2 separate regions of the Homo sapiens genome follow, and region 2 is linked to region 1. A link is an interaction called in ENCODE POLR2A ChIA-PET data of the cell type or tissue named here. Cell type or tissue: PC-3. All regions are shown on one strand. Links, peaks and the distances in the headings refer to the core of each region. The heading gives the core; the rest is flanking DNA. Region 1 has its middle 220 kb from the start of ALCAM. Region 2 has its middle 380 kb from the start of CBLB.

Region 1 (16,867 bases), core at 8,604-12,603:
TATTTATTGTCAGAATACTGTATACAATAAACATAGTGTACAAAATCTGTGTTAATCAACTCTTTATGTTATCAGTAAGGCTTGCAGTCAACAGTAGGCCATTAGTAGTTAAGTGTTTGGGGAATCAAAAGTTATTGGTAGATTTTGGACTGTGCGGTGTAAACTAAAAATAAAATTCTAAGCCCCCCAGCTGATGGAATGGACCCCTTTTCTCAGCCAAGGGAGTCCAAAAGAAACCTGAAAAGCTAGTTCAGGCCATTATGGGAAGGTGGGGTTGGACATGCCTCATACTCTCCTCCCTTTGGAATTCAGGCACAGCTGACCAACAGTAACATTAAAACAGAGATCTTTAGACTGACAAAACAAACTGTAGCAATAAGATACCAAATTCCAAACTGACTCTAGTATAGCATCACAGGACAGATAGCAGGCCCTGAAAGAAATAAAACATTTTAACCCAAAATATATTTCTTTTATGTATTTTGAAGTGGCCCTGCAAAGCTGTCTCTTGTGGGAGAAATTTACATTCTGAAGAAAATCCCCTTCCTTTTCAGGTCTTTTACTGATCCTGAAGAGGTTAGCTGAAAATCTAGTACCTATTGAAAGTCGGAATAGGAAACATTCGCCATCTATTGCCTCTAAAGGCAGTCCCTAATGAGACTTCATTTACTTAATAAGAACCTTGGCCTCCATAGTCCCTCATCTTATCCCAGACATTCCTTTCTATTGATTCCAGTTCTTTAGATAATGACTTAACTCTTTCAACCAACTGCCAATCAGAAAATCTGTGAATCCATTCATGACCTATAAGCCTCCCTTGTTTCAAGTTGTTCCACCTTCCTGGACCAAACCAATGCACACCTTACATGTATTGATTGATGTCTTATGTCTCCCTAAAACTATAAAACCAAATGAAACCAAGCTGTAACCTCACCACTTTGGTCACATGTTCTCAGAACCTCCTGGGGCTGTGTCACAGGTCACAGTCCTCACATTTGGTTCAGAATACATCTCTTCAAATATTTTACAGAGTTTCACTTTTTCCATCAATGGTGGGGATTGGTGCACTTAATCCACCCACTGTTCATGAGTCAACTGTATTTCTTATACTTTTCTAGCTAATGTGAATCATTCTTTGTGATTTATCCTTGGCTTATTTATTATATACTATATTTCATTGACTCAGAATGCCAATTGTAAGACACAATTGTTTTATGCCGTAGGAAAGAAAAATGTTGTAAATCAAGCTATAACACATTCTTTTATTTATCACTTAGAATTTTTGTTTTCTACCTATTGAAAGAGCTCTGATGGTATTGATACAGACAGGAGATGGAAATTCTGGGGAGAAGAGGGCAGTTCCCGGCAAAGGCTCCACCCTCAAGCCTGAAGACCTGTGGCCCTAAATGAGGACTGGCATTCTTGTTTTCATGCCAAAAAGTTGCCTTTTGGTCCACCATGCCCCCTTTCCTGCATCCATATAAACCCCAAACGCTAAGCTCCAGAAGCAGACCAGCAAGCCAGCCGACCAGCAGATGGACAGCAGAACAATGAGGCAGAGAAAGGGAGAAGAGGAGGAACATCTGAACACTGAGAGGATTTCAGCTAGGGGTGGTCAGAGAGGAATCCGGCCGCTGGGCAGCCCAACTCCAGGAGAGGGTCACCTTCCCACTCCATCCACCCATTCTGGCTCCCCGTCCATCCTGCTGAAAGCCACCTCCACCATTCAATAAAACCTCACATTCATCCTTCGAGTCTGTGTGTGACCCGATTTTTCTGGGACACTGGACAAGAGCACAGGATACAGAAAACTGTCACACTGGCCCTCTGCTCTTGCAAAAAGGCAGAGGGACCATTGAGCTGGTTAACGCTCAAGCCACCTGTGGACAGCAAAGCTGAAAGAGCTTTGTAACACTGGGGTTGCAGGCACCCACCCCTAGACACTACCACGGAGCTGGAGCCGAAATCCTGGCCAGGCCTCTGCACCTGCCAGTCTGCATGCTCTCCCTAGGGGTTTGAGCTGCTGGGCGACTGAACAGGCGAGCCACACCCCTCTCGCACGTCCTGCTAGGAGAATCAGGGAACTCTCCCGTTTCAGTATTATTTAGACACTAGTTTTTAATTATATATATTACTCTTGCCATACAAATCAACAATATTAGTAAACTATGTTGATTAACAATTCCTAGAATTTCTCACAATTCTGAATATGACTCTTCCACATTGCTTTTCAGTTGACAGTCACCAAGGTCTACGCTTCTCCACACATTTTTCTTTGTCCAATTAAGGGCCAACCTATAACTAAAGACCATGGGTGCTGGGCTCTTAAGTCAATTTTACAATGATTTCGAGAGATTCTACCTTAGAATTTCATTTGGAACTTGCTCAACCAGCTTGATCCATGCCCTTCTCATCTCCACCCACAACATTTGTATCTTATAGATTAAAAGAGTGTCCTTAATTTTCCTCCAACATTCTGAAACTTAATTTTGCAAGTTTCGATGCTGGAGCTTTTGTTGTTTTTTTTTTTTTTTTAACAAAATGATAACTATATTATGATTGCTGCCAGGCAAAGTAAGGGTTCGTCAGCATAACTTGCGTCTCAGTTATAGAGAAGGTAAAATATGAGAAAGAAAAAGGCAGACCTTAGCATTGCTGAAATATGGTAGTTATAAAAACAATTTGCTTAAACATCATAAGCATGGGGAAAAAATTCTTTAGCGTAATAAGTAGATTGTTGAGTTACATGGTCTCCTCAATTACTATGTGTTCTGTGATATTTCTTCCTCTCTTCCCCTGCCTTCTCCCCTTTTTGCCTTACTTCTTTCCTATACTTATTTACTGAGGGTCTGTCACGACCAGACATTTCTTTTTTCTTTTTTTTTTCTTTTTTTTCTGAGACAGAGTCTCGCTCTGTCTCCCAGGCTGGAGTCCAGTGGCATGATCTTGGCTCACTGCAAGCTCCGCCTCCCGGGTTGACACCATTCTCCTGCCTCAGCCTCCCCAGTAGCTGGGACCACAGGCGCCCGCCACCACGCCCGGCTAATTTTTTGTATTTTTAGTAGAGACGGGGTTTCACCGTGTTAGCCAGGATGGTCTCGATCTCCTGAGCTCGTGATCCGCCCACTTCGGCCTCCTAAAGTTCTGGGATTACAGGCTTGAGCCACCGCGCCCAGCCATGAACCAGATATTTCTAAGTATAGGTGCATGGAGGTCATTAGAAAATAAAATAACGATCACAACTTTATTCAGCTGAATTTTAGTCTTAAAGAGAAGTATTTTTGTCTTTGGCTCTGTTTATATGCTGGATTACATTTATTGATTTGCGTATATTGAACCAGCCTTGCATCCCAGGGATGAAGCCCACTTGATCATGGTGGATAAGCTTTTTGATGTGCTGCTGGATTCGGTTTGCCAGTATTTTATTGAGGATTTTTGCATCAATGTTCATCAAGGATATTGGTCTAAAATTCTCTTTTTTGGTTGTGTCTCTGCCCGGCTTTGGTGTCAGAATGATGCTGGCCTCATAAAATGAGTTAGGGAGGATTCCCTCTTTTTCTATTGATTGGAATAGTTTCAGAAGGAATGGTACCAGTTCCTCCTTGTACCTCTGGTAGAATTCGGCTGTGAATCCATCTGGTCCTGGACTCTTTTTGGTTGGTAAACTATTGATTATTGCCACAATTTCAGAGCCTGTTATTGGTCTATTCAGAGATTCAACTTCTTCCTGGTTTAGTCTTGGGAGAGTGTATGTGTCGAGGAATGTATCCATTTCTTCTAGATTTTCTAGTTTATTTGCGTAGAGGTGTTTGTAGTATTCTCTGATGGTAGTTTGTATTTCTGTGGGATCGGTGGTGATATCCCCTTTATCATTTTTTATTGTGTCTATTTGATTCTTCTCTCTTTTTTTCTTTATTAGTCTTGCTAGCGGTCTATCAATTTTGTTGATGCTTTCAAAAAACCAGCTCCTGGATTCATTGATTTTTTGAAGGGTTTTTTGTGTCTCTATTTCCTTCAGTTCTGCTCTGATTTTAGTTATTTCTTGCCTTCTGCTAGCTTTTGAATGTGTTTGTTCTTGCTTTTCTAGTTCTTTTAATTGTGATGTTAGGGTGTCAATTTTGGATCTTTCCTGCTTTCTCTTGTGGGCATTTAGTGCTATAAATTTCCCTCTACACACTGCTTTGAATGCGTCCCAGAGATTCTGGTATGTGGTGTCTTTGTTCTCGTTGGTTTCAAAGAACATCTTTATTTCTGCCTTCATTTCGTTATGTACCCAGTAGTCATTCAGGAGCAGGTTGTTCAGTTTCCATGTAGTTGAGCGGCTTTGAGTGAGATTCTTAATCCTGAGTTCTAGTTTGATTGCACTGTGGTCTGAGAGACAGTTTGTTATAATTTCTGTTCTTTTACATTTGCTGAGGAGAGCTTTACTTCCAACTATGTGGTCAATTTTGGAATAGGTGTGGTGTGGTGCTGAAAAAAATGTATATTCTGTTGATTTGGGGTGGAGAGTTCTGTAGATGTCTATTAGGTCTGCTTGGTGCAGAGCTGAGTTCAATTCCTGGGTATCCTTGTTGACTTTCTGTCTCATTGATCTGTCTAATGTTGACAGTGGGGTGTTAAAGTCTCCCATTATTAATGTGTGGGAGTCTAAGTCTCTTTGTAGGTCACTCAGGACTTGCTTTATGAATCTGGGTGCTCCTGTATTGGGTGCATAAATATTTAGGATAGTTAGCTCCTCTTGTTGAATTGATCCCTTTACCATTATGTAATGGCCTTCTTTGTCTCTTTTGATCTTTGTTGGTTTAAAGTCTGTTTTATCAGAGACTAGGATTGCAACCCCTGCCTTTTTTTGTTTTCCATTTGCTTGGTAGATCTTCCTCCATCCTTTTATTTTGAGCCTATGTGTGTCTCTGCACGTGAGATGGGTTTCCTGAATACAGCACACTGATGGGTCTTGACTCTTTATCCAACTTGCCAGTCTGTGTCTTTTAATTGCAGAATTTAGTCCATTTATATTTAAAGTTAATATTGTTATGTGTGAATTTGATCCTGTCATTATGATGTTAGCTGGTGATTTTGCTCATTAGTTGATGCAGTTTCTTCCTAGTCTCGATGGTCTTTACATTTTGGCATGATTTTGCAGCGGCTGGTACCGGTTGTTCCTTTCCATGTTTAGCGCTTCCTTCAGGAGCTCTTTTAGGGCAGGCCTGGTGGTGACAAAATCTCTCAGCGTTTGCTTGTCTATAAAGTATTTTATTTCTCCTTCACTTATGAAGCTTAGTTTGGCTGGATATGAAATTCTGGGTTGAAAATTCTTTTCTTTAAGAATGTTGAATATTGGCCCCCACTCTCTTCTGGCTTGTAGGGTTTCTGCCGAGAGATCCGCTGTTAGTCTGATGGGCTTTCCTTTGAGGGTAACCCGACCTTTCTCTCTGGCTGCCCTTAACATTTTTTCCTTCATTTCAACTTTGGTGAATCTGACAATTATGTGTCTTGGAGTTGCTCTTCTCGAGGAGTATCTTTGTGGCGTTCTCTGTATTTCCTGAATCTGAACGTTGGCCTGCCTTGCTAGATTGGGGAAGTTCTCCTGGATAATATCCTGCAGAGTGTTTTCCAACTTGGTTCCATTCTCCACATCACTTTCAGGTACACCAATCAGACGTAGATTTGGTCTTTTCACATAGTCCCATATTTCTTGGAGGCTTTGCTCATTTCTTTTTATTCTTTTTTCTCTAAACTTCCCTTCTCGCTTCATTTCATTCATTTCATCTTCCATTGCTGATACCCTTTCTTCCAGTTGATCGCATCGGCTCCTGAAGCTTCTGTAATCCAGCATATAAACAGAGCCAAAGACAAAAACCACATGATTATCTCAATAGATGCAGAAAAAGCCTTTGACAAAATTCAACAACCCTTCATGCTAAAATCTCTCAATAAATTAGGTATTGATGGGACGTATTTCAAAATAATAAGAGCTATCTATGACAAACCCATAGCCAATATCATACTGAATGGGCAAAAACTGGAAGCATTCCCTTTGAAAACTGGCACAAGACAGGGATGCCCTCTCTCACCGCTCCTATTCAACATAGTGTTGGAAGTTCTGGCCAGGGCAATCAGGCAGGAGAAGGAAATAAAGGGTATTCAATTAGGAAAAGAGGAAGTCAAATTGTCCCTGTTTGCAGACGACATGATTGTTTATCTAGAAAACCCCATCGTCTCAGCCCAAAATCTCCTTAAGCTGATAAGCAACTTCAGCAAAGTCTCAGGATACAAAATCAATGTACAAAAATCACAAGCATTCTTATACACCAACAACAGACAAACAGAGAGCCAAATCATGGGTGAACTCCCATTCACAATTGCTTCAAAGAGAATAAAATACCTAGGAATCCAACTTACAAGGGATGTGAAGGACCCTTCAAGGAGAACTACAAACCACTGCTCAAGGAAATAAAAGAGGACACAAACAAATGGAAGAACATTCCATGCTCATGGGTAGGAAGAATCAATATCGTGAAAATGGCCATACTGCCCAAGGTAATTTACAGATTCAATGCCATCCCCATCAAGCTACCAATGACTTTCTTCACAGAATTGGAAACAACTACTTTAAAGTTCATATGGAACCAAAAAAGAGCCCGCATCGCCAAGTCAATCCTAAGCCAAAAGAACAAAGCTGGAGGCATCACACTACCTGACTTCAAACTATACTACAAGGCTACAGTAACCAAAACAGCATGGTACTGGTACCAAAACAGAGATATAGATCAATGGAACAGAACAGAGCCCTCAGAAATAATGCCGCATATCTACAACTATCTGATCTTTGACAAACCTGAGAAAAACAAGCAATGGGGAAAGGATTCCCTATTTAATAAATGGTGCTGGGAAAACTGGCTAGCCATATGTAGAAAGCTGAAACTGTATCCCTTCCTTACACCTTATACAAAAATCAATTCAAGATGGATTAAAGATTTAAACATTAGACCTAAAACCATAAAAACCCTAGAAGAAAACCTAGGCATTACCATTCAGGACATAGGCGTGGGCAAGGACTTCATGTCCAAAACACCAAAAGCAATGGCAACAAAAGTCAAAATTGACAAATGGGTTCTAATTAAACTAAAGAGCTTCTGCACAGCAAAAGAAACTACCATCAGAGTGAACAGGCAACCTACAACATGGGAGAAAATTTTCGCAACCTACTCATCTGACAAAGGGCTAATATCCAGAATCTACAATGAACTCAAACAAATTTACAAGAAAAAAACAAACAACCCCATCAAAAAGTGGGCGAAAGACATGAACAGACACTTCTCAAAAGAAGACATTTATGCAGCCAAAAAACACATGAAGAAATGCTCATCATCACTGGCCATCAGAGAAATGCAAATCAAAACCACTATGAGATATCATCTCACACCAGTTAGAATGGCAATCATTAAAAAGTCAGGAAACAGCAGGTGCTGGAGAGGATGTGGAGAAATAGGAACACTTTTACACTGTTGGTGGGACTGTAAACTAGTTCAACCATTGTGGAAGTCAGTGTGGCGATTCCTCAGGGATCTAGAACTAGAAATACCATTTGACCCAGCCATCCCATTACTGGGTATATACCCAAATGACTATAAATCATGCTGCTATAAAGACACATGCACACGTATGTTTATTGCGGCACTATTCACAATAGCAAAGACTTGGAACCAAGCCAAATGTCCAACAATGATAGACTGGATTAAGAAAATGTGGCACATATACACCATGGAATACTATGCAGCCATAAAAAATGATGAGTTCATATCCTTTGTAGGGACATGGATGAAATTGGAAACCATCATTCTCAGTAAACTATCGCAAGAACAAAAAACCAAACACTGCATATTCTCACTCATAGGTGGGAATTGAACAATGAGATCACATGGACACAGGAAGGGGAATATCACACTCTGGGGACTGTGGTGGGGTCGGGGGAGGGGGGAGGGATAGCATTGGGAGATATACCTAATGCTAGATGACACATTAGTGGGTGCAGCGCACCAGCATGGCACATGTATACATATGTAACTAACCTGCCCAATGTGCACATGTACCCTAAAACTTAGAGTATAATAAAAAAAAAAAAAAAGAAAAAAAAAAAAAAGAAAATGGCTTACATGAATTTCTCCTTTTTATCTTTAAAAGCTTCCCCCTTTCCCCAACCCCTTTGGATGTGTCTATGGTTCACCATAGCATGCATATGTCCCAGATTGCAATCCCTTGCTATTCCTGAATAAACTACTTTTTGGGAAAAAAAAAAAAAAAAGAGAAGTATTTGGATAATTACAGGGAAAAACAAAGGCATTTTAGGTGAATGGGCTATTGCAAGTAAGTCAACAACGTTGAAATAAAAAATATTTTTTCATACTGTGGAATACAGACTCTTCAGAAAGTACTTTTCTGAGCTTCACATTCCTTATTTACATGAATAGATTGTGTGTGTGTTTATAGGTGTGCATTACACTTTAAAATCTAAATACAGGCTGAGCACGGTGGCTCACGCCCGTAATCCCAGCACTTTGGGAGGCTGAGGCAGGTGGATTACCTGAGGTCAGGAGTTCGAGACCAGCCTGGCCAACATGTGAAACCCTGTTTCTATTAAAAATACAAAGAAACAAACAAAAAAATTAGCCCGGTGCGGGTGTCCTGGTGCATGCCTGTAATCCCAGCTACTTGGGAGGCTGAGGCAGAAGAATCTCTTGAACCCAGGAGGCAGAGGATGCTGTGAGCCGAGATGGTGCGACTGCACTCCAGCCCGGGTGACAAAATGAGACTCCATCTCAAAAAAAAAAAAAAAGAAAAACAACAACAACAACGACACACACACACACACACACACACACACACACACACACACAAAACCTAAACGCAGATGAAGCTACCGTCTATAGAATATCATGTATTCTTCAAGGTGAACAAGAAAAACTGCCTAAAATGATGATCAGTGAAATGCAAAAAGGACACTAGCATGGAAAATGAAATTTAGATGAGGTTTATAAAATTATCTTGGTTATATTTCTCTAAGGTGTTGTTTGTAGCCTGGATGACCCTCTCATTCAGCACATGAGTTCTTGTTTAACCAAGTTGCTTTTGGAGTTACTTTACTGTCATTCAGGTGTGTTCTGAATTTTCTTTTTCCTCCTTAAATCCACAGAGAATATGAATATGTCATTCCAGAATTCAGAGTCATTTTGAACTTGAAGTATTGCTTTGGATTCTTCATATATGAAAAAAATCTATTATTTGGTACGTGAGATATTTTTTTCTTTTGCTTGAGATCACAGGCTAAAGAGCATATCATTTCTCAGCAATTTAAATTTAAATGAGTTAGTGTGCTAACTTTGATTTGCCTCTGTTCCTTCACAGCCACATATAGTAGTTTGCATTAATCAAATTAATAATAAAGGGATTAGAAATTGCTAGCTTCTAAGGGAGGAACATGTCAGTGGTATTAAAAGTTGCATTTGGAATGATTATCCTTGCATATTAATTATAAGCTGGCTGGGATGCAGAGGAATTTCAAGGAAATGATAGTCTAATCATGTGTTATTTTAATTTCAGAAAAGATCCTTTAAGAAACAAATTGCATTGCGACGTACTTTGTAATCAGCCCATGCATTAATTTAGATAGATGACCTCAAATCCTTTAAATCCACTATCACTGGCAATAATTAAAAGGACTCTATAAGGCCGTTTACTAAGTTTTGTACCAGGACACAATGGAAGATGGATTTGTTTACAAAATAGTAATTGAATACAATAGAAAGCTGATAGAAAGCTCATCTCATTAGTTGTAATGGCGATTGGATAATTTGTGCCGTCCACTACTTGGTTTGTGTGTAAGACTTGCATAAGAGAAGAAAAACAGGAGGAAAGGTAAGAAAGAAATTACCACTAACAGTTCTTCTCCACAATTGCCTAATTTCTTTTGGCATTCTAACGGATGTTACTTATGGCTCCATATAGCAGGTGATTTTTCCTTTGTTAAGCGTAGGCATAAAAGTAATAATGTGGCAAAAATTAGCAATTGTTAAATTTGTTGCTGTATTGTTCACTCAATGACTTTCAATCTAAAGAAGCAGATCCCTAAGCAAAAAGGGCCTTATTTTTAAGTTCCCTGCCCCTGGATGGGAACTGGGGCAGAATTCATAAGTTTCTAGCCCACTCATAGATAATAAACAGTTTTATAGTCACTTAAAATCACAAAACATGGACTCAACTCAATAAGGGTGTCTGAGCTATTAATCAACAATCCAATCTTCATTGTAAGGTGTGGCTTTTCTTTTTTTTATTTCTTATAACTAAGGCTTGGAGACAGAAGTGAGATCTGACTGCTCTTTTTCTCCATTCCCTCCCAGTGCTTGCTTTGCATCTGCAGCTTTGATTCTCTCAACTTGAAGCATAAGGAAGGAGAAGGGAAAATAGTGGGAGGTACGAAGATTCTTGTTTGATGATGCCCTCTAAATCTCTGATCGGTGAGGATCTTTAAAGCTCTTTCATTAAATTATTTAATTTTTTTCTCCCAACATAGCATGCCAGGTTATATAGTCAAAATAGACTAGGATACAAAGAAAGCAAGTAACTAAACTGAATTGAAAATTGAAAGAGGTGATGTCACCTAAATGTCACACTGTCAATCTTAGCTGTACTGAGCCACCTGTGTCCACATTATTTAACTGCTGTAGACAAGGATAAGTAAGATGTACTCATATACATTGAGTGCCTGCTGTGTAGGAGGTAACTGTTGAGACAGGATAGTTCCCTTGACACCCTTTGTGGGTGGGAACTTGGATGGCTTGTTTTACTCAGCCTGCCACTTGCCACTCCTTGAGAGAGGGAGCATGCAATTGCACAGCAAGTGTGGGAACCAGAGGGAATGTATGCAGGAATCTGCTGGTCGCTCCTCTCTGGTGGGAGCAGGCTCTGTGTGAGCCCTGCAGCAGTGGCCAAGCCCCCACCCTCTTGGCACCTGAGTTCTTGTTCATCCAGGAAGAATCAGGTCATGTGAATGGAATGAAGGGTAGGGTATGCAGAGGAATTTATTGGGCAATGGTTGTGGCTCTCAGTGGAATGGGGAGTTGGAAAGGGGATGGTGTGGGAAGAAGGTGATCTTTCCCTGAAGCCTCACTGTCTGAAGGTAGCCATGTCTATCCATAGTCTCTGATGCTCAGTTGCTGCTTCTCTGCTCACCACTCTGCAGCTTGTATCCCCGATGCTCAGCAGCTTGTATCCCTGCCTGTAAGCTGCTTGTATTACTCTGCTAGCTGAAGTCTTTTTATGGGCACAGGCTAGGGGTGTGGCAGGCCAAAAAAGCAACATTTGGGTGGAAAAATGAGGTCAGCTATTTTCACGTAGGGCTGCAGTTCCAGGATTAAGGGTAGTGTTTAGCCAGGAGTCCAACCATTCTGTATCACTGTGATCTTTAGCCTATGATAAATTTTGACATTGCAATCTACCCTGCTGACAGAAGCACAGATTTGACTTTAGCTAAAATGAGAAATGCTTCATATATGTGGAGATAATTTCCAGGAGTGACTAGAAACAGCTAGGCCAGTATTTGCATAAAGATTAATCTATTAGACCAAATACCACCAGCAAGTAAGCAGCTCTCAGAAACTGCTTTCCCAAGATGGGAAAAGATACTGCTTATGACTGTCATTAAAAAACAAACAAACAAACAGACAACAATTTTTTTTGTTTACTGTCTCTAATTTGGAACATTATCCTTTCTGTTGAATTGGGTTTCTCTGCTATGCAGTAATCTAATCTGTACTTAATAGTGGGTCCCACAGTCATTTCCGTTTTTTATAATTTTAACAGTGTGTATTAGTCTCTTCTCATGCTGCTCATGAAGACATACCTGAGACTGGGTGATTTATAAAGGAAATAGGCTGAACGGGCTTCCAGTTCCACATGGCTGGGGAGGCCTCACAATCATGGCGGAAGGCAAAGGAGAAGCAAAGGCATGTCTTACATGGCAGCAGGCAAGAGAGCTTGCACAGGGGAACTCCCATCTATAAAACCATCAGATCTCGTGAGGCTCATTTACTACCATGGAAGAGTATGGGGAAAACTGCCCTCATGATTCAATTATCTCCACCTGGCCCTGCCCTTGACACATTGAGGATTAATTGTTACAATTCAAGGTGAGATTTGGGTAGCAACACAGTCGAACTATATAATAAGGTTTTGCTCTGTTGCCCAGGTTGGAGTACATTGGTGTGATCATAGTTCACTGCAGCCTCAAAATCCTAGGCTCAAGTGATGCTCCTGCCTCAGCCTTCTGAGTTGCTGGGATTGCAGATGTACACCATGATACCTGTTTTTTGTTTGTTTTTTTTTTTGGGGTAGATACAGTGTCTAGCTGTGTTTCTCAGGCTGGTCTTCAACACCTGGCATCAAGAAATCCTGCCACCTCGGCCTCCCAAAATACTGGGATTGCAGGTATGAGCCACCATGCCCAGCCCCCATTTTCTCTTTAATGTGTGCATTTTATCCTTTAAAGAGCAACAAGCTCTGATACAATTAATATTGCTGCCATCCTACAGATCATGTAATTGAGGCTCAGGGGTTTAGGTATTATGCTCAAGGCCTCACTTCTAATAAGTTGTAGATCCATAGTATTCATTTAGAAGTCCAATCAGAGTCTGCTTATTTCTAAAGGTCATGGTATTTCTATTAAATCATTAAGTTCATCTGTCCCTCAAGAATGCCCTGTGCCCTTTGGGAACATAAGAACAAAGTACGCCTGTCTCCCCTCTCATCGTTGTTACTGTTGCTTCATCCAGGATATGGTGGACAGTCAGAATCCGAAAGCTTGCAGCAAAATGGGTGAGGATGTATGCATCTGTAAGTATGTTTAATAACTACTTCCCAAGTACATGTCATTTAAATAGACAATCCATATTATTTCCACCTCCTTTCCCCGAACCTTGTTGCTGAGCAGTTTTATAGGTCTAGAGAATAAGTGCCTGAAATGTGAAAACGTAAGGAAAAGGTTAATGAAAGCAGTGAGAAAACTTTTTTGATTTCTTTTAGGGCTGTTGCCGGTGATCTTTTAGATTCGTGTCTCCATTTAGTGTCTGGACACCTGAGTGCTTGCTGATTTGTATGATTGTCCTAATGACCAATGACATGAATTACTGAAAACCTAATTAGGCCTTTTGAGCTTACAGTATTTTTTAAGAGACTCTGACATTTGGTGAGGAATGTGGTGTCAGCAGAATCCCTTGCCTGAATATAATTTCTAATTTGAGGAAAGGTATTGGCATGTAATTATGTGGGCACAAAGAAAGAGCAATTGTACGAACCTATCTTGAACGATGAACTTTTGGAACAATGAAAACGGGCAAATGTGGCCCAGCCCAGGCAAAACACATCACATGCCCGGTCTGTCAAGAGACTTGTGTGTGATTTGTATACTTAACAATGATCTCTAAATTGCTACCTGGCATTACTACAATAGATTTTTATTTATTGATACTAAAGTATATTCAATAGCATATTTCTATACGTTGAGGGTTTTGGGTCGTGAATGTTGGTCCCAGAAAGCTCAAGGAGGAAGGAAGCATTTTGATAGCACAAAAGACTTATCAGTGGAGTTTTAATAAAATGTCTCTGAATTTTTATGGAATGACTGTTCTTGATATTACCATAACCAATAAGTCAATCAGGAACTCAGCTGCCTGTGAAAAGGTGTACTAGTTAGTTATTGTTGCATGATAACAATGTAAAAGTGCAATGGCTTAAAAACGACAATTATTTATTATTGTGGCCCACATGTCTGTGGATTGTCTGAGAGACAGCTGGTACAGATTGGGCTTTAGTGACATTGGCTGGACTTGCTCATGTACCTGTGGATTGGCTAGGAGCTCTGCTCCAGGCTGGCCTTGAATGAGGCACCTTATGTGGTACAGATCTGCTCTCTGTGTCTCTCAACCTCCTCTTGGCATTAGCAGGGTTATTTGCTTCTGTTTTTCTCATGGCAGTGACAAATACAAAAGGGCAAGAGGAAACACAGTAGGCAGTTTCAGGCTGAGGCTCAGAACTAGTGGACTGTCACTTCCATATGATTTTCTTGGCCAAAGCAAATCATATGGCCCAATGTAGGATCAAGAGATGGGAAATGATGCTCTGGCACTTTTGTGGGAGGAGCTGCAAAGTCACATGGCAAAGGATATGGATATAAGTAAGGGTAAAGAATTAGGGCAACTAATGCAACAAATGGATCATCAAAGAAACAACAGGATGCTTTTTGCAAAAGCTTTTAACTTAAGGAGGCATCTTCTGGTACCTGCACAAACAGGGATGGAGGGAAAAGACTTACACTGTGGTAGCTTCCTCTAAGAAGCTGCTGCCTCCAAAGTCCAGAGAGCCATCCCTGCCCGCATGGGACTCACCTTAAAACTGAACACAAACTTCCCACTTTTGTAGAAGCCCTGGGAGGGAAACGGAGAGAAGAAAATTTTCTTCTCTAAGAAGAAAATGTGAACCAGGGATAAAACCAACTGTTTTGATTGGTGCTGATAGTTAGTCACATGCGTCATTACACAAAGACATCTTTCAGCAAATGCTCAGTTAATTGCTATTATAAATACATGTGGTTTAAATCTGGAAATTCAAGCTGATTTGGAGACCCAAATCATAACTGAACCGCTCCCCATACTCATCCAAGTTTCCAAACCTCAGCTGCTCCATTCTGGACTTTAATTTTTAAAATGGAATGCAAATTATTTTGGTAAAGCCCACTTGATTTTGCTCCCAACCACAGGATTTCCCCATTGGATCAAAAGCTTGGAAAAATCTTTTAAAGGAGAAACTGAGAAGCAGATTTCCCATTCACAACTTATACAAGCATTCATATGCGATATCCAATAATAAGAGTGAGGAATGATGAAGCTGAACCAACAAAAGCTGCCCCGCCCCTGCACTGGGTTTTCTTTGGTGCAATGCCAGGTACTACTGGGCAACGATGCTGAAGAGACCAATGTAAAGTTCACTCCATCAACGCTATAGAAACTTCATGAAATCAACTATATTCCTCAATCAATGTAAACGTTTGAAATGAACACTGATTACATACATTACTATTGTTATCAGGACAACAAAACATATAGTTAAGTGCTGTGGTGATAACTGTGAAGTACATATTTGATATTTTAATGAGTTTATTTTATTACATTCAAGAAAGGTTAAACTCAAATTAACAGAAAAGTAACAAAGCCACTACAGGCAATCTTTTAATGACATTTCTCTGTAAACAGATTCATCAGTTAGGAACATGGGGGCAGATGGATCTGTTGTTTATGTGGTGGTGTTTCCATTGTGACCAAAAACCCATCATCTTTTACACAGCTTGTATGCTGCTATTAGATTTAAACAAAAAGCTCTCTAAATTAAGAAATGTTATAAAAAGATTACTACTTTTTGTAGTAACTTAAAATATTTGTGGTAAATAAACCTACAAATATTTCAAATAGTCCTTCTTCTTGGAATCAGATTCAACAATAGGTTATGACTATTTGCTTTCAATTAAAGACTATTTTAAGGATATTCGTAGACAATTATAATCAAGCTAAGAAAAAGAAATTTAGTGATTACCAACAATGTAGAAGCCCAAAATTTCAGAGCAAACTTGGTTTTTAGAAAAGGTTTAGCATACAAGGAATGACTCTAATGCTTAGATATAAACCTTTTTGTAACAGAAATATTCCATTTCCTTAATAAGTCATTCCAGGGAGGGTTGTGAATCAGTTTTCAAGCAGTAACCCCATCTTATTTAACTAAAAAATGTGGCTTCCTTACTGATGAGAATTCAAAGAATTACACAGAGCTGTCCAAAACTGCTATCTCTGTGCAAGTGAGCCTCTCAGATGTTATGTGAATCAAGCCGTGAATTTAAACTGCTAATTGAAGCTAAAATTATTATGGCCTACCTGAGAAAGTAGAATCAAAAGAAAGATATTTTTGGGAGATCTTAAAATTTTATTTTGATTATTAACTCCAAAATAGTCCAAATTGAGTTGCTGACAGCATCCAAAAGTACTTTTTTCCCCCCCTGAGACAGGGTCTTGCTCAGTTGCCTAAGCTGGAGTGCAGTGGAGAGATCACTGCAGCGTCCACTTTCTGGGTTCAAGTGATCTACCCACTTCAGCCTCCCAAGTAGCTGGAACTACAGGCTTGTGCCACAACATCTGGCTAATTGTTTGTGTCTTTTGTAGAGATGGAGAGATTGGGTTTCACCATGTCGCCCAGGCTGGGCTCAAGCAGTCCTCCCACCTTGGCCTCCCAAAGTGTTGGAGATACAGGCATGAGCCACTGTGCCTAGCCCCAGATTTTTCTTTTTTTAATCAAATACTGTACTTTCTGGCGACTATAGCTTTTGCTCTCTGATAATATGTGGTCTTTCAAAGAATGTAAAAACATTATTTTGAGCCTCTGTGATATTAAGGCTCTTACTTGTTTCTTGGTAGCATAGAGATTATATGATTAGGTTTACTCAAACAAATTTTGTTGCAACTATTGGGTCTAATACACTATTGGACCTTTGACTTATGAATGCCTCCCATCAAAGCATCATGAATACTTCCACCTCTTAGCTGCTTTCTATTTTTGACAAATATTTTGTAGTCCTTCGATTTCTTTTCTGATAAGCAAATCCTGTGTTCTCTCTTCAAAAAAAAAAAAGGGATAAAATAGCCCATAGTGTGTGTGCCTCTGTGTGTGTGTGTGTGTGTGTGTGTGTGTGTGTTGTCTGCCTCTGTGTATTTGTGTGCATGCGCATGCATCTATATACCCAATTGAAGATCTTTTCTCTCATTCAGAGGCT
Region 2 (16,867 bases), core at 4,457-8,456, 670 kb before region 1:
TGAAAAGGATTAAAACAAGACAATAATTATCTGTGAATAGCAAAATGTCCAGGGTAGTCACAGTCAAAAACACAATTGACAACAAAGTTTGGTTATCTCCGTGGTTTACGATAACTTAACAACCTTAATTATGATTGATAGCATACACTTATACATTAAAATTTTAGAAATCCCATACAATTTTGGGACATATGTTAGCATTATTCACAAAAATATAACCTAAAGAAGATTGAGCATAATTTTGGCAATCCCATGTACCTAAACTTGTGAAATAATCCTGCTTACCTCTCTTTTCCGGACACTTCAGTGGCTCTCCGAAGTATTTGAAAAGCCAGGTGCCAGGGAAGACAATTTTGAAACTGAAGTTTGATTTGGGGAATGCTGTTAAATGTTCAAGATTTAAAACACTTGATATTACGAAATAGAAATCCAGATTACCATAAATTATTTATTTTGCCAAAATGATGACTCAGAAATTTTAAAGAAGCAAAAGCCTTTGATAACCCTTTACAAATTTTGCCAAAGAGAAGATTAGTACCTTAGAAAAACCTTGTTATGCTTTTATTTTGAAGCTCAATTTATATTGAGAAAAAACATGTAATACTTTTTTTAATTTAGTCAATATGCTCACACTGAGAACCTCTTCTGCAAGATTAATTTCCAAAATTTTTCCACCACTTCTTTGAAACTTCAGCTTTTTCCTAATTTAACTCAATATAATCCTTTAACCCTAGGCCAAAGTTTACATTTCCATGTCTTCTTATAACCTTTTACAAAACACATACACACACACACACACACACACACACACACACACGATTTTACTGTTCTTATACACCTTGCATGTAAATCTGTTTTCAGTAGTCTCAATTACATGTTATAATGGTAACTCCTAGCAATTGTTAACTTTAAGGTAAAACTTGGTACATTAGCTTTAATTATGTGCTAACTACAGTCAAGGTTTGCCTTCTTAGTTAAGGGCATGGTTAGTTCCATATATCCCCAGGCCTTACCAATTGTGAAGCAGGCAAGACAGACAGTTCTCAAAACCCAAAAAGCAGTTCGTAACCTCAAAACACTTAGCAAACCTTGCATCCGGCCTGCATTTTACCAATAGTCCTTGGGGCTGTTTTTATTTCTCAAAGATTACAGTCACAGAACTGGAAGGTACCATAGCTTTTATTTCTTAAAATTATTAGATCCAGGCACTTGTCTTTCTTTACGCCAAAGTAATTAGAGCTCTTCTTTTTTTTTTTTTTTTGAGACAGTCTTTCTCTGTTGCTGAGGCTGAAGTGCAGTGGCGTGATCTCAGCTCACTGCAACCTCTGCCTCCCGGGTTCAAGCAATTCTCCTGCCTCAGCCTCCAGAGTAGATGGGATTACAGGTGCACGCCACCATGCCCAGCTAATTTTTTGTATTTTTAGTAGAGACGGGGTTTCACCATGCTGGCCAGGGAGCTCTTTTTACAGACATCATACGTAGAGCACACACAGACAAGCAGAAGAAAAGTCAGTCGCTGGATGGGGCCCTTTAAGAGATAGGGCCACATGCAGATATCAAACCAGAAAGAACCATTCCCTAAGGCAGGGTTGCTAAACAAAACCAAAAAAACTTTAAAGGTTAATTTGTTGATGGGGTAGAGTAGGGGAAAGAAAAGAAACAGTTTAAAAATATCTGGGGAAGAACCTCTTATTCTTAGGCAAGTGGTTCCTCCGCTGGGGAGAAAAGTTTAATTACTGTCCCGTGGAGTTGAAACCGTTTGGCTGGGGAAGGGGAAAGCTGCTGCAGCATGGCTGGGAACCAGCCTGCTGGCTGTGTGGGACCCTTGGGCACCGCGTCCCAGCCCCAGCATGGAGGTGGGAGGGGCTGAGAGCTGTTGCTCCTTGGTTCTTCCTGAGAAAGGAAGGAAAAGGCCATGAAAAGGCCCCCAACCCCCAGGAGTGGAGAGGGATGGGGGTTCAAACCCCAGAAGCGACAAGGAGTGGGGGTGCAGTTTCTTGTAAGTTCAGACGTCTGAGGTTGAAAAGGCTTAGAAATCACAGTGAGAGGTTTTGAGTTCCCATTTCACTCACCACTTCTGGAGCCCCTCATTTGCGGCAAAAACGTTGCATAACTTTTCCTTAGTTCAGGTAAAAATGTGGGGGCTCTTGTCTGTCCAACAGCCATGAAAATTTAGGCTCACAGACAGTTTAAAGGGTGAGTAAAGCAGGGTTTTATTGGGTGAAAAGGGCCGGGGGGCGGGTGGGGAAAGGACACGGATCCTCCACACGGCCAGAGTACCCTGCTAGAGCACTTCCCACCTGGCTATTTGAATCTCAGGTTCCGCACAGGAAGAGGAGGGGCTGGGCTCCTCCGCATTGCAAAGGGTGCAAACTTTCTGAGGTTCCAGTCCAGTGGGCAGGCTGGTTAGAGTTCCTCTAGGGGCCCCCTCCCACCTGGCTGTCTCACTTACAACTTCCCTGTTCTGTATGATGTTGTCTATGAGTTTGTCATACATGACTTGTATTATTTTGAGGTATGTTCTTCTGATGCCTAGTTTCTTGAGGGTCTTTATTATGACAGGATGTTGAATTTTACTGGAAGCTTTTTCTGTGTCTATTGAAATGATCATATGGTTTTAGTTTTTAATCCTGTTTATGTGGTGAATAACATTCATTGATTTTTATATGTTGAACCAACCTTTCATCCCAGGATTAAAGGCTACTTGATTGTGCTGAATTAACTTTGTGATGTGCTGCTTGATTTGGTTTACAAGTATTTTGTAGAGGATTTTTGCATCTATGTTCATCAAGAATATTTGCTTGTAGGTTTCTTTTGTTGTTATTGTGTCTTTGCCACCTTTTGGTATCAGTATGATGCTGACTTTGTAGAATGATAGGGAGGAATACCTCCTCCTCGATTTTTTGAAATAGTTTCAGTAGAGCTGGTACCAACTCTTTGTATATCTTGTAGAATTTGGAGGAAATCCATCTGGTCCAAGGTTTTTTCTTTTCCTTTTTCTTTCCTTCTTTCTTTCTTTTTTTTTTTTTTTTTAGTTGGTATGTTTTTTAAATTACTGATTCAATTTTGGAACTCAATACTGGTCTGTTTAAATTTCTTCCTAATTCAAACTTGAGAAGTTGTGTGTTTTCAGGAATTTATCAATTTCCTCTAGATTGTCTAGCTTCTCTGCATAGAGATGTTTATAATAGTATCTGAGTATCCTTTATATTTCTGTAGGATCAGTTGTAATGTGACCTGTGCCTTTTCTGATTGTGCTTATTTGGATTTTCTCTCTTTCTTTGTTAATATAATTAACATTCTATCAATCTTGTCTATCCTTCCAAACAACTAACTTTTTGGTTTCATTGATTCTTCGTATGAATTTTTGGTCTAAATTCCATTTAGTTCTGCTCTCATTTTGGTTATTTATTTTCTTCTGCTAAGTTTGGTTTTTATTAGTTCTTGTTTTTACTAGTTCTACGTGTGATGTTAGATTGTTATTTTGAGATCTTTTTAATTTGTTGATGTAGACATTTAGCAATATAAAATTTCCTCTTAACACTGCTTTTGCTGCATCCCAGAGATTTTAGTATGTTATATCTCTGTTTTTATTTATTTCAAAGACTGTTTTGATTTCAGCCTTAATTTCATTTTTTACCTGAAAGCCATTTAGGATCAAGTTACTTAATTTCTGTCATTGTGTGATTTTCAGAGATCTTCTTGGTAATGATTTCTATTTTTATTCACCTTTGGTCTCAGAGTATGGTTGATGTAATTTTGAATTTTTAAAAACTTAACTGAGACTTGTTTTATGGTCAAGCATGTGGTTGATCTTTGAGTTTGTTTCATGTGCAGATGAGAATAATATATATTCTGTGTTTGATGAGTGGAGGTGTTTGTTAGGTCCAACTGGTTAAGTGTCAAATTTAACTCCAAAATTTGTTTGTTAATTTTCTGCCTTGAGGACCTGTCTAATGCTGTCAGTGGTGTGTTGAAGTCCCCCATTATTATTGGGTAGCTTTCCACATCTTTTCATATGTATAGAAATACTTGTTACATGACTGTGGTGCCCCAAAGTTGGGTGCATATATATTTAAGGTAGTTAAGTCTTTCTGTTGAATTGAACCCTTTATCATTATATAATGACCTATTTTGTCCTTTTTTACTGTTACTGGTTTAAAGTATATTTTATCTGATATAAGAATAGTAATCCCTGCTCATTTTTGTTTATCGTTTGAGTGATAAATTTTTCTCTAACCCTTTTCTTTGAGCCTGTGGATGTTGTTACATGTGATATGGATCTCTTGAAGATAGGAGATGTATGGGTCTTGTGTTTTTATCCAACTTGCCACTTGGTGCCTTTTAAGTGGGGTGTTTAGGCTGTTTTCATTAAAGGCTAATATTGATACATGAGGTTTTATTTCTATCATGAAGTTGTTACCTGATTGCTTTGTAATTTAGTTTCTATTGTGTAGTTGCTTCATAGCTATGTATTTAAGTGTGTTTGGAGGGTAGCTGGTATTGTTCTTTATTTCCATGTTTAGAACTCCCTTAAGAATCTCTTATAAGGTGGGTCTAGTAGTAACAAATTCCCTTAGTGCTTTCTTGTCCAGAAAAGATTTTTTTTTCTTCTTCAATTATGAAGCTTAGGTTAGCAGAATATAAAAATCTTGGCTGGAATTTCTTTTCTTTAGGAATGCTGAATGTAGTCCCAAATCTCTCCTGGCTTGTAAGGTTTTTGCTGAAAAGTGTACTGTTAGCCTTGCAGGGCTCCCTTTGCATGTGATATGACCCTTTTCTCTAGCTGTCTTTAAGATTTTTGTCTTAGCGTTGACCTTTGACAGTTTAGTTTAGTGGCCCTATGCCTTGGTGATGTTCCTTTTGTATAGTGTCTCACAGATGTTCTCTAGATTTCTTATATCTGGATATCTACCTCTCTAGCAAGATGAGAGAAATTTTCTTGAATTATTACCTTAAATACATGTAACAGGTTGTTTAGTTTTTTTTCTCCTTCTCTCTCAGAAATGCCAACAATTTATAGGTTTAGTCACTTTACATAATCCCATATTTATAGAAGACTGTTTATTTTTTAATTCATTTTAAAATTTTTGTCTGAGTAGGTTAGTTCAAAGACTGCTCTTTGAGCTCTGAAATTCCTTCTTTTGCTTGTTCTCATCTATTAATAAATCATTTAGTTTTACGTTCACATTCCTTAAGTGAGTTCTTTAATTCCAGAACCTCTGATTGATTTCTTTTTAATACGTTTATTTCTTTTTTCATTTCCTGGATTGCTTTAGATGTTCCTTTGTGTTGCTTTTCAAACTTGTCTTGGATCTTGTTGAGCCACCTTGCAATCCATGCTTTTAATTTATTTATTTTTTTAACTTTTAGGCTCAGAAGTACATATTCAGGTTTGTTGTACAGGTAAGTTGCATGTCATGGGGGTTTGGTGTACAGATTATTTTGTCACCCAGGTAATAAGCATAGTGTCTGATAGTTTTTTAGTCTTCACCCTCCTCACACCCTTTACCCTCAGGTAGGCCTCAGTGTCTGTTGTTCCCTTCTTTGTGTCCACAGGTACTCAATGTTTAGCTCCCACTTAGAAGTGAAAACATGCAGTATTTGGTTTTCTGTTTCTGTGTTAGTTCACTTAGGATAGTGACCTCCAGTTCCAACCACGTTGCTGCAAAGGACATTATTTTATTCTTTTTTATGGCTGCATAGCAGTCCATGGTATATATGTACCACATTTTCTTTATCTAGTCTATTGTTGATGGACATTTAGGTTGAGTCCATATGTTTGCTACTGTGAATAGTACAGTGATGACCATACATGTGCATTCTATCTTTATGATAGAATGATTTATATTCCTTTGGGTATGTACTCATTAATGAGATTGCTGAGTTGAATAGTAATTCTGTTTTAAGTTCTTTGAGGAATTGCCACACTGCTTTCCACAATTGCTAAGACTAATTTACATTCCCACCAGTAGGTATACGCATTCCCTTTCTTTACCCCTTTTCATTTCTGAGTTTCCACTTTGGTCGGGGACCATTGCTGGAGAGCTAGTTATATTCTTTAGTGCTGTCACTGCATTCAGATTTTTTTATGGTGCCATAATTCTTATACTGGTTCCTTCACATCTAGACACACTGGATTTTTTTTTTTTTTTTTTTGAGATGGAGTCTCACTGTGTCACCCAGGCTAGAGAGCAGTGGTGCTATCATGGCTCATTGCAACATCCACCTCCTGGGTTCAAGTGATTCTCCTGCCTCAGCCTCCTTAGTAGCTGGGATTACAGGCACCCACCATCACACCCAGTTAATTTTTGTATTTTTAATAGAGGTGGGGTTTCACCATGTTGGCCAGGCTGGTCTTGAACTCTTGACCTCAAGTGATTCACCTGCCTTGGCCTCCTAAACTGCTGGGATTACAAGCGCAAGCCACCACACCCGGCTGCATTTCTTATTTCTATAATTATTTTCATGTTGATAGAATCCATGTTTCTTTCTTTCTTTCTCTCTTTCTTTCTTTCTTTTTTCTTTCTTTCTTTCTTCTTTCTTTCCTATTTCTTTTCTTACATTATTAGGGTATTTTGGGGTTTTTTCCCTCTTCCTTAGGCAGTGTTACTATGGAATGTTGGGTAAGGTCTTTTAGCCCTATTAACTTTTGTTGGTAGGTTTTACATTGGGCCATGTGGTTTGACCCACAAGCCAGTAGATGGCACTTACAGGTAAGAGCTGGCTGCAGCCAATGCAACTGGTTATGTACTTGACCCTTGTTCACTAGGAGAAGCTCTTGTTGCCTCAGGCAATGAGCTAATACATGGAGTACACAATGGTTTGATCTCCCCACTCAGCTCTAGTGTGGGACAGGATGGGTGGAGCTGGACCGGTTAGGCCCAACTACAGGTCCCCAGTGACAAGCATCAGCACCAGCACCAAAGAAGAATGCAGTGGGCAGCCACCATGTGCCCAGAGGTGAGTCTAAAAATGGAATTGGAAAACCTTCCTACCCCCAAGTTCTCAGCATGGGGAATGGGGGTAGCCTAAACTCCTAATCCAGGAGAGTGGATACTCCAGGTGCACGGAGATCTGCCTGGGCATGAAGTGGAGAAGGTCCCACTGCACCACAGTCTCTTCACAGCAAGGGAATGGTGGCTCAGGCTATTAATCCAAACAAGCAGGTGCTCCAGATGTTTGGGGATCTGCCTGGTGATTGGGCAGAGAGGGCCCTGCTTCACCATGGTCTCTGCACAGGAGGACTGGGATGACTTAGGCTACTAGTTCAGGAGAGTGAGTGCTCCAAAAGCTTGGACATCTGCCTAGGCATGAAGCAGAGAGGGCCTCCTCTGCACCCAGATCTCTGCACAGGAAGGGCGTGACAACTGAGGTTGCCAATCCAGGTGAGCAGGTGCTCAGAATACCTGGAGATTTGCCAGGACATGCAGTGAGCATTTAAAGAGTTTAAATTTTAAAAGTTTTTAGAAAAAAAATCCACATAGAATACAACCAAGAGACACAAAGAAATGTTCAGTTATTGGACATTTTTTCTATTATTTTTTTCAGTATTTCTCATTATTATTTTTTGTTGTTGTGTATAGCATCTCTTTACTTTATAAAAGTGATCTTCAGCTTACAGACAAATGGTGGGCCATTCATGTAATATCAACATACCTATACATGACATCTACTACCAAAGACTGATAGTGGTTTTGGGGGTACAATTTGAATTAAGCAAGGCCTCTGATAAAAATAATAGTAAATGTTTATTATTTTAAAGCCGATTAATTTCAATAAGAAAAAACAAAAGTCCAGACATGGTGGTTAATTCCTATAATCCCAGCACTTTGAGAGGGTAAGGCAAGAGGATCACTTGAAGTCAAGAGTTAGAGACCAGACTAGACAACAAAGCAAGACCATGTCTCTAAAAAAACAAAACAAAACAAAAAAATTAGTTGAGTGTGTTGGTGTGTGCCAGCTATTCAGGGGGCTGAGGCAAGAGAATTACTTGAGCTCAGGAGTTCAAGCCTGCAGTGGGCTATGATGGCGCCACTGCACTCCAGCTTGGGTAACAGTGCAAGACCCTGACTCTAAAAGATAGAGAGAGAGATAAAGATAGACAGAAAGATAAAGATAGAGAGAGAGAGAGAGAACATACATTTACTTGTTGGAAGTCATTTTATTTTATCAAGTATCTATACATGTAACTTGATGTCTTTCAACCAAAGTAGACAGGACAGCAATTGTACTGGGCATAAATTCAAGTACACCAGATTTTCCAACAGAATGCAGTCAGCTATTTATTCACTTTTATCTTGTCTATGTGGAGCACTCTGTGTGATATCTGTATTTCTTACTGATCTCAGCAATTTTTTCTGAGGCAAGGATAAAAATATATTCTTTATATGTTCAAAACATCTAGCACAGAGATTTGCACACTGCAGGCCCTTAGTAAATGTGTACTGAGTGAGTAAAGGGCAGAGTTGACTTTCTAAGTTTCTCCAGCTTAGTAGTAGTAGAAGTAGTAACAGCAGTTGCAGTAGCAGCAGTAGCAGTGGCAGTAGTAGTAGTAGTAATAGTAGTAGTAGTATATTTAAGATCTGGGAAAGGAAGTGGGGAGGGAGAGAAATCAGCCTACCTACATCACCCAGAGTCCTATATAATAAAATGCAGAAAATTAGACCTCTAATGAGAGCTTTTGTTCAGGGATAATGTTATAAATGATAGATACAGATATGTCAACTATCTGTATGATAGATATGTTCGACTATTTGTCGATGTTCACAAAAAAGTTTTTTATGTGAATGTGAACCCTTGTAAATTTGAGGGATTCCTAAGTCTGCAAAATCTATCCTGAAGTTTTATTTTTAGTAAATAATGATGTGCAATAAAACAGAAGATATCTATACACATGCCAGCTGTGATTTTTTTATTGTGCTTGGTTTGGTACATATTATAATAAAGAACAGTATATGTGTGTGAAGATAAAGTGATATATGTAACTGGATAAATTAGAACAAGGGAAATACTTTAAAGACAAGGGCGGGAAATGATGGTGGTTTCGTAAGTATGTAAACATAGAAGTCAAGTCTTATGCAAATATTTTAAAGTGTATTGGATCATTAGTCATGGTGAGCCAATAACATATGACATAACAGATGTGCTTCCAGTAGATGCTAGAAAAAAATCTGTAACTTTGTAGAACCACATCCTCCATAGTTATTGGTTAATTATATCCATGCCTATTGATGGAAATCACAGACTCCCACCCAGAGTTTCAATTATGGTAATTGGTTCAATTTATAGACAAGGTGAATTCACTGTATGTGTGTGTACCCTCAACACTCACAAGGATATGTACATATTATTTATTAATTTGAGATCAAACCTCTATATGTTATATTAGAAATTTATCAAATTTGTAGTGAATTTTGAAAATATAAAATTACCTTTGTATTAATTTTTAAAATTTTTTTTCTGGGCTTTGCCTTTCCTTTTCTTTTTGTTCTTCTAAAATACTTTTAAATTATTCTCAGAATCTTTGTATTATAAGGTTTAGCAAGAAGGATGAGAGTCAGGCATAGAAACCTGAATAATATTACCATTCATATTTGTAAATATACCTACCAAACTCTAACAATAATCCTGTATACAGCAACCATGTGTTTTAAAAAATTGAAAATAATTATTATCTTATCTTGATTTTTGATTTGATATACCAGTCATATGTATATAATACTCTAACCACTTATACTTCATTTTTACATGTTGCCTTTTTTAAGGTGTGAAGTTAACAATGCCGGTACATTTTACATCATAGGCACACAAAAATCTCCTTGATCTGGAATTGAAGTAAGTTGAGATGGAAATGATTGAACAGGCTGCTAATGATTAGAGAATGTGCTCACTGCCTCAAGTGTTTCATAACTGTCTCTTTTGGCATCTGCACCAAAGGCGATGTCATTTGAAACAGCTTTATAGAAATGCCACTTCCCTCCACAAACCTTTACTAGTCAGTTTCATGTCATTATATATTCAAAAAAGACTTGTTATGAAAAACAGTCTGAGGCCATATGAGTACTAGTCATGGTTAGAGTGTTTTACTAAGTCATCTTTTTATAATTCCAACTTTAGCTAAAATCTAGCTGTAACTTTAGGATGGCAATAGCGTTATCTGCAACAAAAGATATGTTTGTCTTTTATGAGAAGCAAATTTTATACTCACCATGATACTTTGTATCATTAACTTATGGAAAGTTCATGGATAACTTCATAATCTTTATGTGTATCTATTACACATATAGATATATGAGAAAGAATTGGAGAGATAGTAAGTTAAAAATGTTATGTCAGCATATTGATACCCTTTGGACTGCTGCAGAGTCAAACTTTTAATGTGAAGAATTTAATATAATGATTAACTGTTGCTAGAAGCGTTAAATGCCAGAGAGTCTCACAGGATCTACAAAGGCGAGAGGTCCAGAAGATAAATGTGGTCTCAATGAACTAGAATAACTATTACAAGCACCAATAACTATAGGAAATAGTTCTAAAGGTAGGAAGAGTGTATGGTACCTAATATATTTTATTTTAAGGGACCCTAATATTCTCACCTCTACAAAAAGCAGCTTTTCTATCATGCTTAAAGTCTAATATTTGATTTACCACTTTAAGTTAAGGTAGTGATATGAAGTCAACTGTAATGTATAAAACAAATCAAATTGAGGATAGTAGTGCAAAAGCCCATCGTACTTGAACTTATTTGTAGATGGTTCGCTCCAACTCCTGCTTTCATCCCAACTGCCCAATGGATATCTTTGCTAAGCCATAGGGTTAGAGAACTGCATGTGATATTGTTTCCAAACGACTATGTAATTATATCTATGTGTTTGATATCAAGAGTTATGGTCTTTACTACCCTACTACCGATGTGATAGCTATACTGAGAAATCTTTTGGAAATGGGAAACAATAAAGAAACGTTTGATGAATACTCAGAGAGATATGAAGAGTGAAAAAAGGCCAAAATTTGAACATAAGGACATCTGTTTAACATGAGGCTTTGACTGAAGACTAGAATGTCTGGGGAACAGCTTGTTACATGTGCTTACTGAGCAGGACAGAAATGCTGCCATTCCCTCCAGGATCAGTCCCTTCTATAAGGCACAATATATCCTGCATTTTTATGAAGTAAAAGAAAGAAACAACAATTAACATTTATCAAGTGCTTACTATGTGCCTAAAATTGTACCAGGTGCTTTACTTAAATTATCTCATTTAGAGTTTGTGACAATAGGGATGCTGCTTCTGTCTCCTTTTTGGAGACAATAAAATTAAGAATGAAATAAGAGATTCTATTTAGGGTTTCCTTAAAAAATTTAGATCCATTCTTCATGACTTGGAGATCCAAGACAATTGTTTTGCTTCTAATAATTCTTATTAGTATTTTCAGCTACTATAGGGACATATTTGTTGATATGCTTCTGATTTATTTCTATTTAATCTTAGAGAATTTTAAAGAAAAGCATCTTTTGTTGTTAATTTTTTTTTTTTTTTTTTTTTTTTTGCTTTTTCTCTCTTCATCTTAGGAGAAAACTGGATTTAAACACCAATAGATTGATTTTTGGTTAAATCTTCTAGTCTGTGAGTTTGAATTATATTGTTAGCAAAATCTCACACCTCTTTTTTCCAAGTACTTCCCCAAACCTAAAGTAACGAAAGATAACCAAAAATCTGTCTAAATATAAGAATGCATCTTTGTAGTTTGGTCCAAAGATACAACATATTTTATCTTGATTCATTTTGAAATAAAATGCCCAAGTTTCTAGACTCAATTTACTTACTTAGTTGTGGCCAGGTTACTTAACTCCTTTGAGCATTAGTTTTATCAAGTGGCTTAATTTCTGATAATAGTCCTTATTTTTCTGAAGAAATGGGGCTTGATTTAAAAATGTCTTTTAAAATGTCTTAGGCTGGGCACGGTGGCTCACACTTGTAATCCCAGCACTTTGGGAGGTCGAGGCGGGTAGATCACCTGAGGTCAGGAGTTTCAGACCAGCCTGGTCAACACGGTGAAACCCCGTCTCTACTTAAAAATACAAAAATTAGCCGGGTGTGGTGGCGGGCACCTGTAATCCCAGCTACTCAGGAGGCCGAGGCAGGAGAATCACTTGAACCCGGGAGGCTGAGGTTGCAGTGAGCTGAGATTGTGCCACTGCACTCCAGCCTGGGGAACAGAGGTGACTTTGTCTCAATAAAATAAAAATAAAAATAAAAATAAATACAATGTCTTAAAGTTACTTTCAGCATTAAAAGCTATAATTTTATAATTTCACAGAGCTAACATTAAAAAATGGACATAAGCCGATTCTAGTAAAAGTTGATTTTAAAACATTACTCTCACCTTATTACTCTCCCATATTCTCTTGCACTGTTCTTTTGGTACTTTTAATCATCTGTGCTATGAAGGAAAAGATACACGAAGTCTGGAATCCAGATTTGAGCTCTTACACTCATTTAGGGTGAAGCATGGAGACGTAATATCAATGAATGTAGACTTCCATAACTATAAAACATGAATAATAATGCCTACTTCCCAGGAGAGTTTGAAAGTAAAGTGAAGTGAGCACGAGATATTACTTTATAAACTGTAAACTGCAGAGTAAATATAAGGTCTTATTACCCCACTTGAAATTATAACTTGACCTATCAACATTTAATTTCCACTTCCCCTGGTATGGGTAATATTAAAATGCAGATTGTCTCTCACCAGGAGCAGCTTGGGGGCAGGAGATTATTTTGAGGTGAGCTCACTTATCCAGGAATTGCATAGGCATTGTCCCTGTGCAGTGGCCATGAGAAGATCACTCAAAGCCATAGAAACATACTATTCTTCAAGTTTCTTTAAAATTCATCAAGTTTAAACTTGGTGATTGTGAAACTGATGTTCTCAAGCCTGCTTGCTCCTTGCATTGAATACTAGAAAATTAAATGCATAGCCACTCTTCCTTAGGACAAAGTTATCTTATCTATATACAGTTTTAAAGTGTGGGGATCCAGTACTCATCCACTGATCTTTGCTGCTAAGAACCCAGAGTAAGCTGGCTCTGAAGAGGACAGTACCTTAAATACTTTTATAATTATGTTTTGCATTCTTCCCCCAATCCGACTCCTATAACTAGATACAGAAACTACTCAGTCCTTCAATTATGAGTACTATATAAGTAAATTAAAGGAATCAACATGCATTCTAGAAAAAAGTACAAACAAAAAGCAGTAAAGGAGAAAAGGAATAAAGAAAAAGTGAAATAATGCAAATACCAGAAATCTGTTTTTTCACAGTAGATGAAAATCATGGTCAAATGGCTGGCTATATGTTATCCTATATGAATCAAGAACAAAATAAAAATATAGATGACAAACTATGGAATTTGGGATTATATACTTACAGAACTTTGGGTATTATTCAATCTAGTCTTAATATTTTTAACTTGAGTTTCAGTAGGTGGATCTTGGGGGATGGGATGAAAAGAAGAAATTAAGACCGTCTTCAAAACAAGAAAAAAAGAAGCAGCACAAGGAGAAAAGACACTGTTGGGGAAAAATTAATATGAGAAATGGATGTAAAAATGAGAAGAGTTAATCAAAAAGTCTAAAAAGAGCTCTAAAGAAAACAAATGAAGTAGAAGACAAGCAAAAAAAGAGTCAATATATGAAAAATCTACATTTTCATATAAAATTTTAGTAGATTTTAGATTTTAGTGTGCTAAAGAAGCAAACTAATAAGAGAAATAAATGGTAAAGGTTTACACCTCAAAAAAATTTACCCCAAATTGAAGAAGCTTAAGCAACATAGTTTTAAAAAGCTACATTACAGCCCAGATAAAACTCACAAGAAATAGCAACACAAAGACATATCACAAGAAAATTACAATACTTGAAAGATCAGTAAAGTATTTGAGTAGCAGCCAGACCAAAAATCAAATGCCTTATAACAGGGGAAAAAAATCGTTTTGCTTGTGGCTTCTCCACAGAAACCTTCAACTCATATAAATGCTGTGGAATGAAACCTACAAAATGTTCAAGGAAAGAGTGACCTAAGAATTTTATATTCAGCCTATCCCTCATTATATATACAGGCAACACATAAATATTTTTGAACATGCAGAACTCCAGTATATTTTTCCCATAAACTCTCTTTAGTATCCTACTAGAAGACAAGTATCAGCCAACCAAGAGAAAATTGAATAAATTATAATAAAATAACTGGTGGTGAGTATTGATCATATTTAGCTTGGGACTAAGATTTGAAATATGCAAAAACTAAAGCCTGCAACATAATAAACAATGTTATATGCACTGATAATATAACTAATAAAAATAGTATAACGGAATGTGGCAGGGAAAAAGGATGGGGAATGGAGGTAAACTAAATTGCTGATTTTCTCAGTTTTAAGAGTGGGAGGAGTAATCAGACCTATTATTTAGAAATAAAAATAAATTAGCAGACATACAGGTATGTTTAAGTATGCAAAGATAAGCAAACATTAAGAAAAATAATGCATTGACTGAAACTAAGTGGTGGAGGAAAGAGTAGGGAAAAGAGAAAAGGGAGAAATATGCTAATGTTGTTATTGTTCACAGAAGGAAATTAATAGATACAGTCCCAAGAAAGAGGAGATTAAAGGTATCCTTAAAAAATAAACACTCTAACAAAAACTCAAATCATCTTCTTTATCAGAAATGCACCGTGAATGTATAACATGCACGCACACCTATGCATGAACATGTATATGAAGCCAAGCAAACAGACCACAAAAGATTTTTATAGACATAATAGAACTAAGGTCAAACATGTCTACCATATCAATAACAGCAGATAAACTAAGCTGTTAATTAAAATAATTACTTTCAAATTTGATCTCAAAGTAAAATCCAACTTTATATATTATGCAAGAAACTCCAAATAAACTGACTCAATGTCCACATACAAAAGAGAGACATAATTTTATCAGCCAAAAAAGAAGCAGGAGTTAAGATTTGAATTTCCAACAAGGTTGAATTTAGGCAAAAAGGTGTTATGTGAAAAATACTAATAAGGGTACTTTGTAATGCTAAAGAATGCAAACCACAGTAGAGTTATACACCAAATAACACAAAAAACGTTCAGTCACACAAGAAAATAATCAAATATTGAAAATACAAAATGAAATTTTAATGAAAATATCAAATGCTGATGGGAACATTTAAAATAAAAGCTTTTTACTTCCTGAATAAATTAGAAACTGTATCTATTGCATTCATCAGCACTTTTTTGGTTGCAAGAAACAAAAATTCTGTTTAAGCAAAGTTTACGCTAAAAGCAGCATTCTTTAGAAGATACACGTAACTGTGGCTGGGCTGCACTGAAAACAAGAACCAAAACTGATATGCTGCAAGCAGCAACTTGGTCTCATTGCTGTTTGTCTTCCTTTTCTGCTGAGCACATTCTTCCATGAAGTGGGGAGCCTTGCTGGCAGCTACCTAAGGACCTCACATTTCCACTACCAGAGAGGAACTGAATTGCTGTCTTTGATACACTTTAAAAATCCTAAAGAAGGGTACTCAATAGCCCAGCTTTACTCCAGTGCCCTCCATCCCGGGTCAGTCTGCTATGGCCAGTGGAGACTGTGGCCTCTTTGGTGTAGATTTCCAACCTAAAACAATCACTATGAACAGAGGAGTGAGGAGAATTAAAAGGTGTCTCTCTCAATTTGTCTATTTGATTCCAGTAATTAGAACAGGCAGACAACTTCCTAAAAAACGTAAATATAATTCTGGGCAGAATAAACAACAGGTATATTATGAATCTTTAAAATGTTTATATCTGACAATATTTTTCAGAACTGAACATTGAAAATAATTTAAATGTTTAACACAAGTAGTATATCCATTCAATGTCAGTGACTCAAATTGCTTATAAAGAGTCCATCATTACAGGAAAAGTATTATGATACAAAGTTGGTGAAAAATAGTAATATAATTTTTTAAATTACTAAATTTGAGGCATCCAAAAATACTAGAAGATGCATTAAAATCAGTGGTTTATTTTATATGCTTTTTTCTTTTCCTATACTAAATATGTAATACTTTTATGACAGAATGAAGAAGACTCTTTTTTATATAAAAAAGAATTTTTACCTTTGCCAATTCTTCCTTCCCTCATGTATTTGGGAGAAACCTGGTTGAGGTCATGATTATATCATAAGCAAAGTTTTTCTCGTAAGAGTAATCTAAGAGTCATATTATCATAGTAACTATCAAAGATATGAAGATAAAAGGATATCCTCTCTGTATTCATATTTCTATGATATTTTTTATGTAGGACCACGATGTTATGATAATAATTGCAAAGAACTTTATCGAAGGATCCAAAGGGTAAGAGGGGATGGAGAAGGGCACACATGATCAGAGAGGTGTGAAGATGGATGTAGATTCCTTAAATCCTAAAAGAAAAGGGTCTTCACTACTCTAAGTAGCTTAAATAAGTAAGAAATAGAAATTGTGATATGATTGGAAAATTGAGATTTAAGTGCAGCACGGATAGAGTGCAAGTGCTGTGAATTTAAACACTTTTCCTAGTGTGAAATCTTGTTAAGTGATTCCCTGCTGTGACCTGTACCTTTCGTGCTGCTTATTTAATGAGGAAGTCTTAGAAGAGTGTGTGACATCTTTCTAAGATGAATGGCTTAATGCAAAAGCATCCTTTCTGGGTATTTAGTGTGTCTATTGTAGAATGATTGCTAATTCTTGGGCCAATTTCTGGAATCAGCAGGCATATCATTTTGCAGCTAGCAGTCTGCAGTTTATTCCTACCCTTTTTTTGTTTTTTAACCTCTGTCACA

The links. Peaks named below come from ENCODE experiments on the same cell type or tissue, not always from the same donor. Only the 100,000 strongest peaks of a DNase experiment are listed, where the experiment ranks them.
Region 2: POLR2A ChIA-PET joins it to region 1 with 5 read pairs; 1 of 35 experiments calls an interaction of 5 or more read pairs at or near these places.

What each region holds. Positions count from the first base shown.
Region 1 is chr3:105,578,599-105,595,465 of GRCh38, reverse strand. No RefSeq gene overlaps it. Among named protein-coding and RNA genes, the nearest start is that of ALCAM, 220 kb to the right of the region's middle. In PC-3, for the core only: no CTCF peak of the experiment used is centred there; a DNase peak (open chromatin) is centred at 10,955.
Region 2 is chr3:106,241,567-106,258,433 of GRCh38, reverse strand. No RefSeq gene overlaps it. Among named protein-coding and RNA genes, the nearest start is that of CBLB, 380 kb to the right of the region's middle. RefSeq lists an enhancer at 1,375-1,734 and a silencer at 6,708-6,767. In PC-3, for the core only: a CTCF peak has its summit at 6,700 (motif pointing right); a DNase peak (open chromatin) is centred at 6,753.